Regions from separate parts of the Homo sapiens genome. Here region 1 is linked to region 2. Evidence: chromatin loops called from intact Hi-C (ENCODE). Cell type or tissue: mammary epithelial cell. All regions are shown on one strand.

Region 1 (8,000 bases), 380 kb after region 2:
TAACATGTTTCTTGACTCTTCCTCAGACCTTGAATTTCAGCAACTTAGCAGGGCCAACCTACACACAAAGGAGCTCCATTCTCTTCCCTCATGTGCCTGTTGGCAGAAGACAACTCGTATGGAAAGTGGTTTTTGGAATCGATGTGATTCTACATGAGGTTCTATGCAGAGTCAATGCCTCTGCAAGGAGAAGCAGGCTTGCCCACACATGGTTTGCCCTGAGAGCATGTACTGTCTGTATTTATCTCCCTGTCTATATGCAGCCCACTGTCTTACAACAGTGCAGTGCAAGCCCTGCAGCTGGTAGGATATCAAAACCTGAAGGCCTAGATTTCAAGTGCCAGGTCTGCCTTTTACTTCCAGGGCCATTTTCAGTGCTGTACATAGGCCATTTTTGGAAGTGGTTCTGAGGAGAAGTGCCAAAGAAGAGGGTATTGGAAGCCTTTTGCTGTACCCACTCAAAACTTGGGATTTTCTCATTCCTCCTCCCTTCATCTTCCAAGTTATCTTATCCCTTGAGAGAACATTGGTTATTTCTTCATCTGCCCGTGTGTCAGCTGGGTTCTCCAAGAAGCACGCACAGAGATGGAGTTAGAAATGCAACATGTATGTTGGAGAGTAACACCTGAGGAAGAATTGGGCAGAGGAAGCTTCCAGACTGTGATGTTGACCTGGCAACTTCTCCATCAACCCAACAGGGAGCTCTAGAGTAAAGATTACCCTTAGAGGAGTCTCACATTGGGCAGAAATGGCTAGAGCCTTTATTGTCTTGTTCAGTCCTTGGCCAGCGACTGCTCTAAGAAGTGCATGTCCTTGGCTCTAAAGCTAATAGAGCGAATGAAATACACTCCTCAAAGCTTAGCAGCAAGATTTTTTCTTGAAGCTTGAGAAAGGATCTAAGCATCATATCTTCACATCTGCCGTGACCAGCCACCCTTCCACTGGGAAGTAGCTCCACTCTCAAATTCATGTAATTCTAACAGGGCAAGGAGTTAAGACCCCCTTTCTTTCCCACAGACTGAGCACATACCCCAGGATAGGTCAATCCAAATCAATTTTGAACATTAGGCATGGGGTGGCCAAGGTCTCTTTCTCTGCAGTAACTCTAAGGACCATATAACTTGGAGCTTCTTGGGGATGTCTTGTCACCATGTGGATATACCTTTCTAAGAATCAGGCTGAGGCAAGCAGAATCAAGAGATGGAACAAGAGACAAGAAAATAGAGACCTGCTGGTTACGGATAAGACACCTATGGGCCACTTCAAATCCTCTTGGCCTCTGCCCTGACTCCACCAACTGCTACTGACACCAGTTCCATGTAGGCTTTGACCAGCCTCATGCAGGTGCAACCTGACAATGTTTTCCACCCTGAGACTCCTCTGAGACTGCAATGAGTTCATTTTCTACTCTGTAGCTTCTCTCTCATAAGACACCTGTTGAACTGGCTCAGCACTCACCTGTGCAACCCATCCATATGAGGGGTGCCAATACCCAGGGGGCCACACTTGATGAATGAGGGACAGAGCTGATGAATAAATGCTTCCCCCTTTGTCACCAAGAAGGGCAGTCCTGAGATGGGTTCTATAAGGCTCTCCTGAAGATCCCATATGGCGTTGAGCTCCAGTTTCCCATGGTGCCAGCCAACTCATTTTTGCATCCTTCTCTTAGGTCTCTTGCATTCCCTTTCCCGTGCTGCTCCCAAATAAACTACCCTCACACGAGCCTTTGTCTCAGCCTCCTTGATGGGGGAACCCAGTCTATGACAGCACTGTTTGAATACCTGGATCCAGCTGTTCTTCAAACTACTTCTTTGGACTTCCCAGTTCCTTGAGCCAACAAAGTTATAAAGTTTTTTTTTCCTTTGGTGTGTGTGTGGGGGGAGGGGTGGTTTGGAGTGTGTGTGTGTGTGTGTTTAAGCTAATTTAAGTCTTTGTGATTTGCAACCAAAAAAGAACTTATCAACACAACTCCATTTTCCTCTTCTAAGTCACCATCATACCTCCATGACGGTCCACCACCACTTCTACCTTTCCAACATCCCTCTACCCTCCCAGTTAGCTCTAGTAAGATGAAGTATCATAATTGACTCCTCCTCATCCATCTCATCCCACAGGTATGGGGATGCCAAATCTCCCTGGAGATGCCAAATCGCCTCCAGATATGAAATCTTTCAACCTTTCGGTGGCTTTGAATCTAAAGTGTGTCTCTTGTAAATGGCACACTGAGTTTGAAGTGCCTGAGGGATCTTCAGCTGCATCCAAACAGGAAGTTAAAGAAGCCAATCTGGAGTTCTGGAGATAGACCAAGGTCAGAGACTGGGGAGGGATGGTCAAAACCAAGACCCTGGCTAAGGTAGCAGACAGAGCTTGTACAGATGAGAAGGCCAAGGCTGGAGCCCTGCAAGCCCATATTTATGGGTAGGAGGAGGGCAATGCTCATTGTCACTTACCTCAAAATTACGGGCATGTCATATAGGCCCAGAAGAAACCTCAGCAGCAAAATAGCAGGTGCCACAGAAGGTGGAAAAGGATTCAGGAGGTAGCAGGACCCACACTGAGTGCTCCTTTCCTCACACAGGGACCCCCATCTGTCTGGGCATTGGCAAGAATCTGGATCTGGAGGTACAAGTGAGCCATTTCAGCATCTTCAGCCACAAGATAGGCATGCATCTTCCCTCTGAGATAGCTCTTTTGTCAGTGCCAATCAGATCACTAAAGGCTATTTTTGACTGAGGCAGGAACATGGTTTCGGAGCCTAAAACTCATTTTCTGCCCTCTCCTAGACTCAAATCTCTCATTTGTTATCCTAGATTTTCCATTTCTTCATTAAAAATATCCGTTTCTGGTGGCTATTGATTACTTCCATGGCAGAGTGACAGACCTGAAATCTATTTCATTTGGAATTTGCACACAATGAAGGACTCTGGAAATGTCTTCAGCTCAAATTGCATCAGGAGGGATTTCCAAAGGGAGAGGGCAAGAGCTGACGTCCCACAAACCTGGTCTAACTTGGCTTCAAGAGGATTAGTAAGTGTGCATCCCAAGGAGGATACAGTGTGAGGTTAGCTGAATAGAAGGGGAGGTGACAGCTGATTTTTGAGAAGGCATTTTGATGAAGTTTCTAAGCAAGGAAAAAATACTTGCTGACAGACAGCAGTCAATACTGTGATAGCAGACAATTTTCTGGGGCTTTGACTAGGAAAGCATTTTGTCTTAAGCAAAGCATCCATATTGCAAATGCCAGACAGTTAGCATAGGCAGCACACAGTCACGACATTTGAAACTTTGGATGTTGGAGTTCACTGCTCTTCTAATTCTTTCTAAACATACTGCTTCTAATATTTGTCTTTGAAGATTATATCATAAAAGACAAGACAAATTCATTGGTCACTGTTCCCAAAACATTAGTTTGCCAAAACTGAACTATGTATCACAAGAATAAATAGAATCGGATCCCTGGTGCTTGCATTTTGCAGGACTGTGTACTCCAGTAAGATGGTTGGGGGTGTGGAGGAGTAGAGGAGCTAAACTTCAAGATGCAAAGGGCAAAAACATTCGTTTCAGCTCCCTGATCCTGGATATCTCTTTGGTCCGCATGTTAATTTGCAAAGAGAAGCTTGGCAGTGCCCATTTTTCTAAGCCTTGACGTATTAATCGGTAAATTAAAAAAAAAAAAAACCTATGGACTAGCTTAGCACAGAGGTGTCAAATGGTTCTTACTGCTTTCAACATCATTTCAACTCATTTGCAACATTTGCAAATGAGTTATACACAGTTTCTCAAGCTGAAAAGGACTAATTGAGTATCTGCCATACAATCAAACCAGAGGCTGGCAAATTATGGCCCGTGGGCCAAATCCATCCCACCACCTGGGTTTGTGTGGCCCACAGACCTTGCTGGAGCAAGCTGCCACTGTTAGTGGGGAGACCAGCCAGAGCATCACCCTCTGCCCCCTATTTCCCCCTCTGTTCCCACAACCTGCCTCCCAGGCCAGTGGCACTGATCAGGGCCCACACTGGACACCGCCTACACAGTGAGGTCTCTGCTGTGGGCGACTGCTGGGCTTCAAGCAGTCCAGGACCCTTCAGTCAACTGCCCAAGTTCAGATGGCCCAGTTCTCCAAAAGGAGAGAAGGGTGCACCAGAATGTCACCAGGGCAGAGAGCGAAACAGATCATGGTAGCGATCCTTCCCCAGATCCAGGCCCTCCCCCTTCCTCCCAGAGCCTATGGTTCAGATTCAAAGGGCGGTCACTTTTCCCCTAGAGAAAGTCTGCAGTAGATGGCACCTGGGCAGAAAGCTGCCTGCCATCCAGGACCAGCCACCCTAATCAAATGGGGCAGGGAGCCACAGGACTTCTCTCTCGTTATCTCAGAATTCACATGGTATTCTCAGTTTTGCCTTTTGGCCTGCAAAACCCGAAATATTTACTATCTGGCTCTTTGCAGGAAAAGTTCAGGACCCCTGGTATAAATTCCCATAAAACACTGGATCCAAATAGAGTAATCATTAAGGTGAGGAGGAGGCTGGAGAAGGAGAAAGCCCTGAGGGCCTATGTTGGGAAATCAGAGGTTCGTAACATGCATTTAAGAGAAAGATGCAAACTATAGATTTACATAACTGAATCCACAAACTTCTGCAAGTTGCATTCATTTCTTACCTGTTGTGTCATCTGCACACCAGGCTTGGTTATGTGGGGTATTTGAATGCCACCTACTGGGCACAAATGGCCTCCAATCATTGGAAATGATTGTTCACACTTGAAAAAAAAAAGGAGGTAATAGCTGGCATCTGACTGCATTGCCCGCACTGGGTCACACTGCACACCACAGCTGGCTGAAGGGCTTGAAGTACAGGGAAAGGTATTCTCTGTGGCAATCAAATTTCTCACTCGAGCAGAGTTTCTCAGCCTCTTTGTGAGAGGGCTGTCCTGTGCTGTCAGATGTATCTCAGCCTCCCTGGCCTCTACTCATGTAGCAGACTGAATAGCGTCCTCTGAAAAGATACGTCCAAGACCTAAACCCCAGTACCTGTGAATGTAACCTTATTTGGAAATAGCATGTCTTTGCAGACGTCATCAAGTTAAGGACCTCAGGATGAGATTATGCTGGATTTAGGGTGGGTCCTAAATCCAATGACAGGTGTCCATGTGAGAGAAATGAGAGGATGATTTGAGATGCAAAGACACAGAGGGGAAGGCCGTGTGAAGTCAGAGACAGAGACTGGAGTGCTGCTGCTATAAGCCATGGAATGTCAATGACCGCGAGTGACCAGCCAGACCTAGGAGAGAGGCACAGAAAGGATTCTCCCTCAGAGTCTCCAGAAGGGACCAACCCTGCTGATATCTTCTTTTCAGATTTCTGGCCTCCAGAATTGTGAGATAATAAATTTCTGTTATTTTAAGCCACCAAGTTTGTGGTAGTTTGATACATACAACATCAGGAAACGAATACAACCTACTAGATACCAGTCGCGTCCTACCCCAGTTGTGACAATCAAAAATGTCTCCAGATATTGCCAAATGTCCCCCGAGGAACAAAATCGCTCCTGATTGAGAACCACTGTGTGAGCACTATGCCCTCCAATCTGAAAGGAAGGAATTCTGGAGCTCTGTGAAGGCTGCCCAGCCATCCTACAAATTGAACAGTAGGTGAATACCATTGACGTGTGAGGCAAATGGGAAATGCAACCAAACTGAGGGAGATGAAATGCAGAAACGACTAGGAACTTTCTTTTTTGTTGATGCAGACATTTTGTTGACACAGACATTCTCTGTAAACCACCACTAGACACAGCAGGAACCCTTTTTAATCCATTTTGATCACAAAACATTAAGAGAATGATTGTCTTCACTTTTTTGTGAGGTAGGAGGTGAGACCAATGTCCTAGAAATAGAAACTAGTGACCATCACACGCACTGGGAGTCCCTCCTGTCACACAAGCGTGTGCCACGGAGAAAGTGCAACAAAGGCATTGCTTCTGCCTCCTGACTCTTGGCCTCTTCCACTACCAGTTAAAGCAAGATGTTAACTTTACCTCTGTTTCTGGAAGTGAACTTGGGCCACTTCCAAAAAGAGTGTAGCAGTGCTGTTGCTGGGTAGAAGTGTGAGCTTGAGAATCAGGCTGCCTGGCTTCAGAGCAGAGCTCTGCCTTGCACTAGCTGTGTGAGCATGCTCAAGCCACAAAACCTTTCCAGCCCTCATGTTCTCATCTGTAAAATGGGGGTAGCCATGGTGTGCTCAGCTTAGAGTGAGTATTCAAAATGTAATGAACATCAAACAGGCTCAGCCTAGAGTTTGACTGGCATAGTAAAGTGTTCAGGAAATATTTGCTCTTATTACCCAGAATGAAGAACATTCATGAATTAGCCAACCAATCTAGTGAGAACATTAAAGATTTATGCTTTGAAGGCACTACCAGAGGAGCAGAGCTACAAAACCTTTGGATTCCAAGTGCCCCAAAATGGAGCATGTTTGGGCATTGAATTTTTGATTATTTGGATAAAGGATTATCCACACAAAAAAATAGTGTGGGTAATCAAAAGCAGAAGTTAATCCAGAAATAACTGAACTACAGTCAGCAAATGCCATCAACACAGATCTCACTCCCAGCAATAGATAACCTACCTACATGCGAGGTCAGGGTCTCTGCCCTGAGAGGCCGCCAGCAGATTCATGACAGAAAGCCTCAGAGAGTAGCCAACTCTGACCTTGATTTGGTTACAGTAGTCCACAAAGCTGATTTCTGAAAGCAAAAAGGACAGCTAAACATCACAATGACATTGGATCTCCAAAACACAAGTCAAAAATATGTAATTTTTAAAAATGTGAATAGTGGTTGTATTAGTTTCGTATCACTGCTGTAACAAATTACCACAAATTTAGCGGCTTAAAACATCAAAGATTTATTATCTCATAGTTCCAGAAGGCAGAAGTCTGAATGGATCTTATGAGTTAAAAACAAAGGTGTTTTTGAAAAGATCAACAAAACTGATAGGCCACTAGCAAGACTAATAAAGAAGAAAAGAGAGAAGAATCAAATAGACACAATTAAAAATGATAAAGGGGATATCACCACTGATGCCACAGAAATACAAACTACCATCAGAGAATACTATAAACACCTCTATGCAAATAAACTAGAAAACCTAGAAGAAATGGATAAATTCCTCGACACATACATCCTCCCAAGACTAAACCAGGAAGAAGTTGAATCTCTGAATAGACCAATAACAGGCTCTGAAATTGAGGCAATAATTAATAGCTTACCAACCAAAAGAAGTCCAGGACCAGATGGATTCACAGCCGAATTCTACCAGACGTACAAAGAGGAGCTGGTACCATTCCCTCTGAAACTATTCCAATCAACAGAAAAAGAGGGAATCCTCCCTAACTCATTTTATGAGGCCAGCATCATCCTGATACCAAAGCCTGGCAGAGACACAACAAAAAAAGAGAATTTTAGACCAATATCCTTGATGAACATCGATGCAAAAATCCTCAATAAAATACTGGCAAACCGAATCCAGCAGCACATCAAAAAGCTTATCCACTATGATCAAGTGGGCTTCATCCCTGGGATGCAAGGCTGGTTCAACAAACGCAAATCAATAAATGTAATCCAGCATATAAACAGAACCAATGACAAAAACCACATGATTATCTCAATAGATGCAGAAAAGGCCTTTGACAAAATTCAACAACCCTTCATGCTAAAAACTCTCAATAAATTAGGTATTGATGGGACGTATCTCAAAGTAATAAGAGCTATCTATGACAAACCCACAGCCAATATCATACTGAATGGGCAGAAACTGGAAGCATTCCCTTTGAAAACTGACACAAGACAGGGATGCCCTCTCTCACCACTCCTATTCAACATAGTGTTGGAAGTTCTGGCCAGGGCAGTCAGGCAGGAGAAGGAAATAGAGGGTATTCAATTAGGAAAAGAGGAAGTCAAATTGTCCCTGTTTGCAGATGACATGATTGTATATCTAGAAAA
Region 2 (8,000 bases):
CTTGGTAGGTCTTCTTCCATCCCTTTATTTTGAGCCTATGTGTGTCTCTGCACATGAGATGGGTCTCCTGAATACAGCACACTGATGGGTCTTGACTCTTTATCCAATTTGCCAGTCTGTGTCTTTTAATTGGAGCATTTAGCTCATTTACATTTAAAGTTAATATTGTTATGTGTGAATTTGATCCTGTCATAATGATATTAGCTGGTTATTTTGCTCGTTAGTTGATGCAGTTTCTTCCTAGCACTGATGGTCTTTACAATTTGGCATGTTTTTGCTGTGGCTGGTACCTGTTGTTCCTCTCCATGTTTAGTGCTTCCTTCAGGAGCTCTTGTAAGGCAGGCCTGGTGGTGACAAAATCTCTCAGCATTTGCTTGTCTGTAAAGGATTTTATTTCTCCTTCACTTATGAAGCTTAGTTTGGCTGGATATGAAATTCTGGGTTGAAAATTCTTTTCTTCAAGAATGTTGAATATTGGCCCTCACTCCCTTCTGGCTTGTAGAGTTTCTGCCGACAGATCAGCTGTTAGTCTGATGGGCTTCCCTTTGTGGGTAACCCGACCTTTCTCTCTGGCTGCCCTTAACATTTTTTTCCTTCATTTCGACCATGGTGAATCTGACAATTATGTGTCTTGGAATTGCTCTTCTCAAGGAGTATCTTTGTGGCATTCTCTGTATTTCCTGAATTTGAATGTTGGCCTGCCTCACTAGGTTGGGGAGGTTCTCCTGGATAATATCCTGAAGAGTGTTTTCCAACTTGGTTCCATTCTCCCCGTCACTTTCAGGCACACCAATCCGACGTAGATTTGGTCTTTTCACATAGTGCCATAATTCTTGGAGGCTTTGTTCATTTCTTTTTACTCTTTTTTCTCTAAAGTTCTCTTTTCGCTTCATTTCACTCATTTGATCTTCAATCACTGATACCCTTTCTTCCACTTGATCAAATTGGCTACTGAAGCTTGTGCGTGCATCACGTAGTTCTCATGCCATGGTTTTCAGCTCAGTCAGGTCATTTAAGGACTTCTCTACACTGTTTATTCTAGTTAGCCATTCATCTCATCTTTTTGCAAGGTTTTTAGCTTCTTTGTGATGGGTTCAAACATCCTCCTTTAGCTCGGAGAAGTTTGTTATTACTGATCACCTGAAGCCTTCTTCTCTCAACTCGTCAAAGTCATTCTCTGTCCAGCTTTGTTCCATTGCTGGCAAGGACCTGCGTTCCTTTGGAGGAGAAGACGTGTGCTGGTTTTTAGAATTTTCAGCTTTTCTGCTCTGGTTTCTCCCCATCTTTGTGGTTTTATCTACCTTTGGTCTTTGATGATGGTGATGTACAGATGGGGTTTTGGTGTGAATGTCCTTTCTCTTTGTTAGTTTTCCTTCTAACAGTCATGACTCTCAGCTGCAGGTCTGCTGGAGTTTGCTGGAGGTCCACTCCAGGCCCTGTTTGCCTGGGTATCACCAGCAGAGGCTGCAGAACAGCAAATGTTGCAGAACAGCAAATTTTGCTATCTGATCCTTCCTCTGGAAGCTTCATCTCAGAGGGGCACCCAGCTGTATGAGGTGTCAGTTGGCCCTTACTGGGATGTGTCTCCCAGTTAGGCTACTTGGGGGTCAGGGACCCACTTGAGGAGGCAGTCTGTCTGTTCTCAGATCTCAAACTCCATGCTGGGAGAAGCACTACTCTCTTCAAAGCTGTCAGACAGGGACATTTAAGTCTGCAGAAGTTTCTGCTGCCTTTTGTTCAGCTATGCCCTGACCCCAGAGGTGGAGTCTACAGAGGCAGGCAGGCCTCCTTGAGCTGCAGTGGGCTCCACCCAGTTTGAGCTTCCTGGCAGCTTTGTTCACCTTCTCAAGCCTCAGCAATGGCGGACGCCCCTCCCTCCACCTCGCTGCCACCTTGCAGTTCGATCTCAGATTGCTGTGCTAGCAGTGAGCCAGGCTCTGTGGGTGTGGGACCCTCCGAGCCATGCGCAGGATATAATCTCCTGGTGTGCCGTTTGCTAAGGCCATTGGAAAAGCACAGTATTAGGGTGGGAGTGTCCCGATTTTCCAGTTGCTGTCTGTCACGGCTTCCCTTTTCTAGGAAAGGGAATTCCCCAACCCCTTGTGCTTCCCAGGTGAGGCAACGCCCTGCCCTGCTCTGTGGGCTGCACCCACTGTCTGACAAGCCCCAATGAGATGAACCTGGTACCTCAGTTGGAATATGCTGGGAGCTGCAGACTGGAGCTGTTCCTATTCAGCCATCTTGGATGACAAGGCCAATATCCTACTGTTATTAAACTTTTCTTCTGCCAGAGAACTTTGTCCATCTTTTCCCACTTCCCGAGTGTATTTGCCGACATTACTCTCTGTACTTTTTTTAAAAAAGAAACTCTTGATTTTGGAACATTTTAAGATTTACAGAAAGTTGCAAAGGTAGTACAGAGAGTTCCTGCATGCCTTTCCCCCAGCCTCCCCTGTTATGAACATCTTACCTAATGGTGGCACATTTGTCCAGACTAAGAAGTTCATCTGTACATTACTATTAATTCCTTGTACTTCCAAATAGCTGCTGTCTCTTTTTCAGGCATTAATTAGGAGCCCAGATAATTCTAATGTTGATATTTGATTGAACCAGGATACTTCCTTGTGAATAAGAAGTGGGCTCTATAAATTCAACATTGTACACACAAGTTATCATAGGTCTTTCTTTCTTTCTTTTTTTTTTTTTTAGATGGAGTCTTGCTCTGTCACCCAGGCTGGAGTACAGTGGTGCAATCTCGGCTCACTCCAACCTCTGCCTCCTGGGTTCAAGCGATTGTCCTGCCTCAGCTTCCTGAGTAGCTGGGATTACAGGCGTGCACCACCATGCCTGGCTAATTTTTGTATTTTTAGTAGAGATGGAGTTTCACCATGTTGGTCAGGCTGGTCTTGAACTCCTGATACCATAGATCTTTTGTAGGGTCCATGTGGTCCTAACAAAATTCCATCACCTCTGGCAGGCCCAGAGAACTGCTGGTTAATTACTAAAAAAAAAAATACATAAAGCAGACTCCTATTGAAACCAATTTAAAATATGTGTTTGAGTATTCACAAACTTACCCTCACTGTGTTTGAAACCTTCAAGTTTTTTTTGGTGAACACAGAATATCTGTTTTTGAACAAAACATTCTAACCTGATGTGTAAATGTGATATGCTCATAGAAAGGGAGCTGAAGATTGCAGCACTCTTTTGGACATGATATTTGATACAAGTTAGATTATAAGACTCAAGATTTTGAAAAGGGCCCCTTGGAAACTTCCCAGATGAGATGGTTCAATGGGGAACATACCAGATGGAATGTATAGGCCTCTGTCCTAAACAGATGTTGTACAGCTGGGAAAGCTGTGACAAGAAAATGCACCCCAAATGCTTCTGATGGACAGATCTCTGTGCACACATGCACACACACACACACACACACACACAGCGTTTTAAGAATCAAAATATTCAGATTGCTTAAAAATTAGAATTTCAGGTGTCAGTCACCAGTGGTGTATATATATATATATATATATATATATATATATCCCCATTGTTGGAATGGCCCAGTTTGTCAGCATCAAATCCATAGTCCATCTGTGATTGCCCTTGAAACTGATGAATTCACTTCAATTCCAACCTAATCAATTCTGAACTAGTGCCTTGAAGTCATTTAAATAGTAACTTCCTTTGCACAAAATCTTAAGACCGTGGAGAGTGGAGGTCAAGAGAACACTAGTAAGGTGGCCTCTGACTTCTTGAGCTTTTGACATTCAGCCACCAGAGGCTGCTCTGAGACCATTATCCTCTTTTCACTCCGGGTCCAAATCCCAACGGTGAAACCTGTAAGGACTGATTTTGTTTCCATTGCTTTGAATTTTCCTTCCTCAATGCAGTTCCCTGGAGGTCTGCTGTTTGGAGAAGATGATTAATTATAGTTAAAGAGGAACAGCTGAAAGAAGAAAAAAACTACAGATTACTGTTTTGCCCTCCTCTCTATTTTTAAACTCTTAATCTTGTTCTGTTTCTTTTAAATAAAAGAAAATTGGTCAGGGTGGAAAGAGAAAGTGCTTTCTTACTGGCACTGGCTAATTTTTCTTCATTTTTCCCCTCTGTGTTGCTGGATTTTCAAAGAACATTTCTGAAGGGTTTTAAATCTTTATTCCACAATACTTACTTCCACATGGTTTCTATTCTTCCAGATTTTGCCAGCATTTTATAGTTGCTTTCATGCTGTTCCCTCTGTTTTATGTTTTTAAATCTTTGCCTTTCTCCTTTCTCTCTATCTAACAAAGCAAATCCAAAATTAAATGGAATATCTATAGTTAGGTAAGAAGGATTAAAAATGGTTTTGTTGCCTCTAACATATTTTGTAGTCTGGGACAACTAAGCACTGATTTAAATTGTTAACTGAAGAATGAAACCAGTTTCTTCATGTGACATTGCTTTCAATCTTCACGAGTGAAGACATGACTGTGACAGACAATGACCAGCCTGTCAAAAATAAGTGTTTTTATGTTATTGTTACATACACCACCCTAATTATTATACTTCCATATTTATGAAAGTAAGTTACTATGTAAAGAACTTAAGTTCTAAAGCCATGGCAAATACTAAATTAATAGTTTTGCAGCAGACAAAGTAATCAATGTGTAAATGACCTGGAGAATTTCAGCATGACAATTCTTTCATTCTAGACTTATTCTTTTTTTTTCTTAGTAAAATTCCATGTCTGATTGGAAAAGGTATAATTTAAATGTATGCATTCTTATAGAAGGCATATAGAAAACATGCTCATTTTCTACAGATTACAGAAAAATCAATTGAGTTGCAAGGAAAATGAATACTTATTTTATTAATTTCTATTTGCAGTAAAAGATGGAAATGTAAAGATTTCCTTTTGCTCTGAAAAGGAATTCTTGAGATACCATGAAACATTCCTAAGTGGTATCATATTCATAGAGTGGAACTATCATTAGAAGCATTTGAAATGTTTGGTATTTCACCTCAAGTGTAATCATAATGGTAAAGATTCTTAATATTGGTGACTAAAGTAGGATACATGTGGGTTTATATTTTCAGGTAGAATACTGGCAGCTACAGTATGTCAACTGGAGCATATTTCACCAAATGCCTTGACAAAGATGGAATGACAATGAAATTGCTAGATCTCTTCTCTGGGGCAGGTTATGCTTTTCAACTTGCCCCTACTAAGGAGAGTACCAGAAGCCATTTGCCCATGAGTAATACCTTATTAAACCATCATGATTTAATGTGGCATATTTTTCTCTCAATTTGCATGCCTGACAGTCGACTTCCTGAATATCACATTCGAGCTGAGCCACAGAAGAAAAATAGACCCACTGAAGTAGCATTAGGTCAGCTTCGCGGGATGCATTAGCAACCTGTCTGAACAAAGACGGGGGACTCAGGCGCAGAAAATCATAACGTGGCCCCAGGCCCTGGGAGGTGGCCCCATTGCCTTGCAAATGTATCGCATGACTCATTATTAAACACACCAAGAACAGACGAATTCCAGGCGAGTGAAGCATCCACTGATTCAATTGCAGTTAGGTGGGTTGTACGATATTCGTCTTACTTGCTTTTCCTTAAAGAACACCCACACCATCTCTTACGCTCTTGAACACGGCACGTCAAATGCATGAAGCAAGTGTATTAAGATAAAAATTGCTAGCATTAAATACAGGCACTTAAATTAGTATAACCCTCTGGCCAGATATAGTGCACTAAATTGCACAGGCTTTAAAATGCCAGCACTCAATTTAAAAAAAAAAAAATGTATCCATAGCAACCTCTTTGTTAAGGGAATAGTTACCAGGAAGGATACACATCTTTCCAGAGAATCAGAGATAAAACCATATTAGTTAACTGGATGATATTACTTGGATTTAAATTTAACTAGAGGCATGGTTCAGGAGAAGGGGCTTTTTAAAAACTTTACAACTTATATGCTTATTTCCAGTAAAATGTGTTTTCATATCTTTCTTATTACCAAAAGATTCTTACATATGGGACTTTTATTAAAATACCATGGAATAACTTTGGGTTTCAGATATTTAGAAATAAATATCAACCATCCTGTTCTTCCTGCCCACAGCATGCCTATCATTTTTTTTCTTAGCATTTTCTTTTAGCATACACATAGGTATTATTCTGCAATTTTTGCTCTATATGCATCTTTGATGGTCCTTTCATGGATATTTGTTACCAGAAAGGGCACAGGGTCTTGTAATAACCCACAATCCTTCTATTGTGAGGTCATCTGACTTAAGTCATCCTGTTTCCAAGAGACTTTCTCTCTGTCTAATGGAGTGGCCTTTCGTGCAGTTATGTCATGTGATGTGGGCTGTAGGGGAGGGGGAAATGGGGGATGACTAACAGTGAGGTGAAGAGCCTGCAAATAACAATGTCTCACATTTCTTAGGCAACGAGTATTGGGGAGGAAATCTTTTCATCTACCTTCTTCTGTTCAATCCCTGGGGGCCTGCAAACTAAACTAACAAAAGATAGATTAACAGGAGAAAAGGCACACAATTTTAATCAATATTTACATGTACAAGGCTGTGTTTGGAAGCTCTAGCCTGTAATTCCAGCACTTTGGGAGGCCAAGGCGGGAGGATTGCCTGAGCCCAGGAGTTTGAGACCAGCCTGAGCAGCATAGGGAGACCCTGCCTCTACAAAAAAAATTTAAAAATTAGCCAGGCATGGTGGTGTGCACCTGTAGTCTCAGCTACTCTGGAGGCTGAGGTAGGAGGATTGCTTGGGCCTGGGAGGTTGATTGAGGCTGCAGTGAGCCATAATCACATCACTGCACTCTAGCCTGGGCAACAGAGAGAGACCTTGTCTCAAAAAAAGAAAAAAAAGTACATACACAAGAGTTCACACAAAAGGAGCAAAACACAAAGAAGCAGCTAGACTCAGGGGCTTTTAACATACCCTTTTAACAAAGGAAAGAGGGTTTGGGCTTCAAGGGATAATAAATTATGGGAAAATGACTAGGAAATATATAGGGGAACTAATGAACAATAAGGACTAAGGTCTATTTATACAAACTCTTCTTGGTATCAACTCCCCATCTTCTATGATAAAAGTCATTCTTCTCTCTCTGGTACAGGGGGCACCTTCTTCAAAGGGAAATGTATGTTCTGCTTTTAGGCAGATAGAGGGAGGGCAGAGAACTCTTCCGACAGCTGTTGATTTTCATTTGACTTTAGCTCAAAATAATTATTATGCCAAAGAGGCATATTTGGGGTTGGCATATTCTGATCCCCTTCAGGAGGTAAACACATCAAGCTTGGAGCTTAAATTAGTCAATGTCAGTCAGAGCCAGCTTCTTGGGCATACAACCTGTGCAGTTACATGAGGTCCCACACTTGGTCTAATGGTAGACTGAATGGGCATGGCTGCATTCCAATAAAACTTTATCTATGGGCACTGAAATTTTAATTTCACATACTTTTCATATGTCATGAAATATAATTCTTTTGATTCTTTCAACTATTTGAAAATGTTAAAAAAAAAATTCTTAACTCATGGACCATACAAAAACAGGTGGTGGGCAGGCTTGGGCTGGAGTACCTGAGTTTGCCAACCCCTGATATACAGAAGCATTTCCAAAACCAACAGCATCGGCCCTACCTGGGAACTTGTCAGAAATGCAAATTTCTAGGCCCCACCCCAGACTGCTGAATCAGAAACTCTGGGGTGGGGCCCTGTAACCTGTGTTTTAACAAGCCCTCTAGGGGATTCTGATGCCCACTCCAATTTGAGAACCACTGATCTAGACCTGTGGTTCTCAACCTTGGCTACTCATCAAAATTCCCTAAGGTAGCTTTTAAAAACTCTGCTCCAAGGCCCAGCCCAGGTCAATTAAATCAGACTTTCTGGGGGTGGGACTCAGGCACCCGTATCTTTTAAATCTCTTCCAGGTGATTTCAATGGGCAGCCAAAGCAACTAATGGTTCCATTGTACAAATAAGGGA

What was found. Peaks named below come from ENCODE experiments on the same cell type or tissue, not always from the same donor. Only the 100,000 strongest peaks of a DNase experiment are listed, where the experiment ranks them.
Region 1: a loop joins it to region 2, with 17 times the contacts of the local background. A loop is called at or near these places in 9 of 110 quality-filtered maps.

Annotation. Positions count from the first base shown.
Region 1 is chrX:10,251,632-10,259,631 of GRCh38, reverse strand. No RefSeq gene overlaps it. Among named protein-coding and RNA genes, the nearest start is that of CLCN4, 99 kb to the right of the region's middle. In mammary epithelial cell, a CTCF peak has its summit at 4,711 (motif pointing left); no DNase peak of the experiment used is centred here.
Region 2 is chrX:10,632,331-10,640,330 of GRCh38, reverse strand. It overlaps a transcript of MID1 not described here. Among named protein-coding and RNA genes, the nearest start is that of MID1, 16 kb to the right of the region's middle. RefSeq lists an enhancer at 4,964-6,163. In mammary epithelial cell, a CTCF peak has its summit at 3,781 (motif pointing right); DNase peaks (open chromatin) are centred at 5,460 and 6,360; H3K27ac peaks cover 4,117 bases.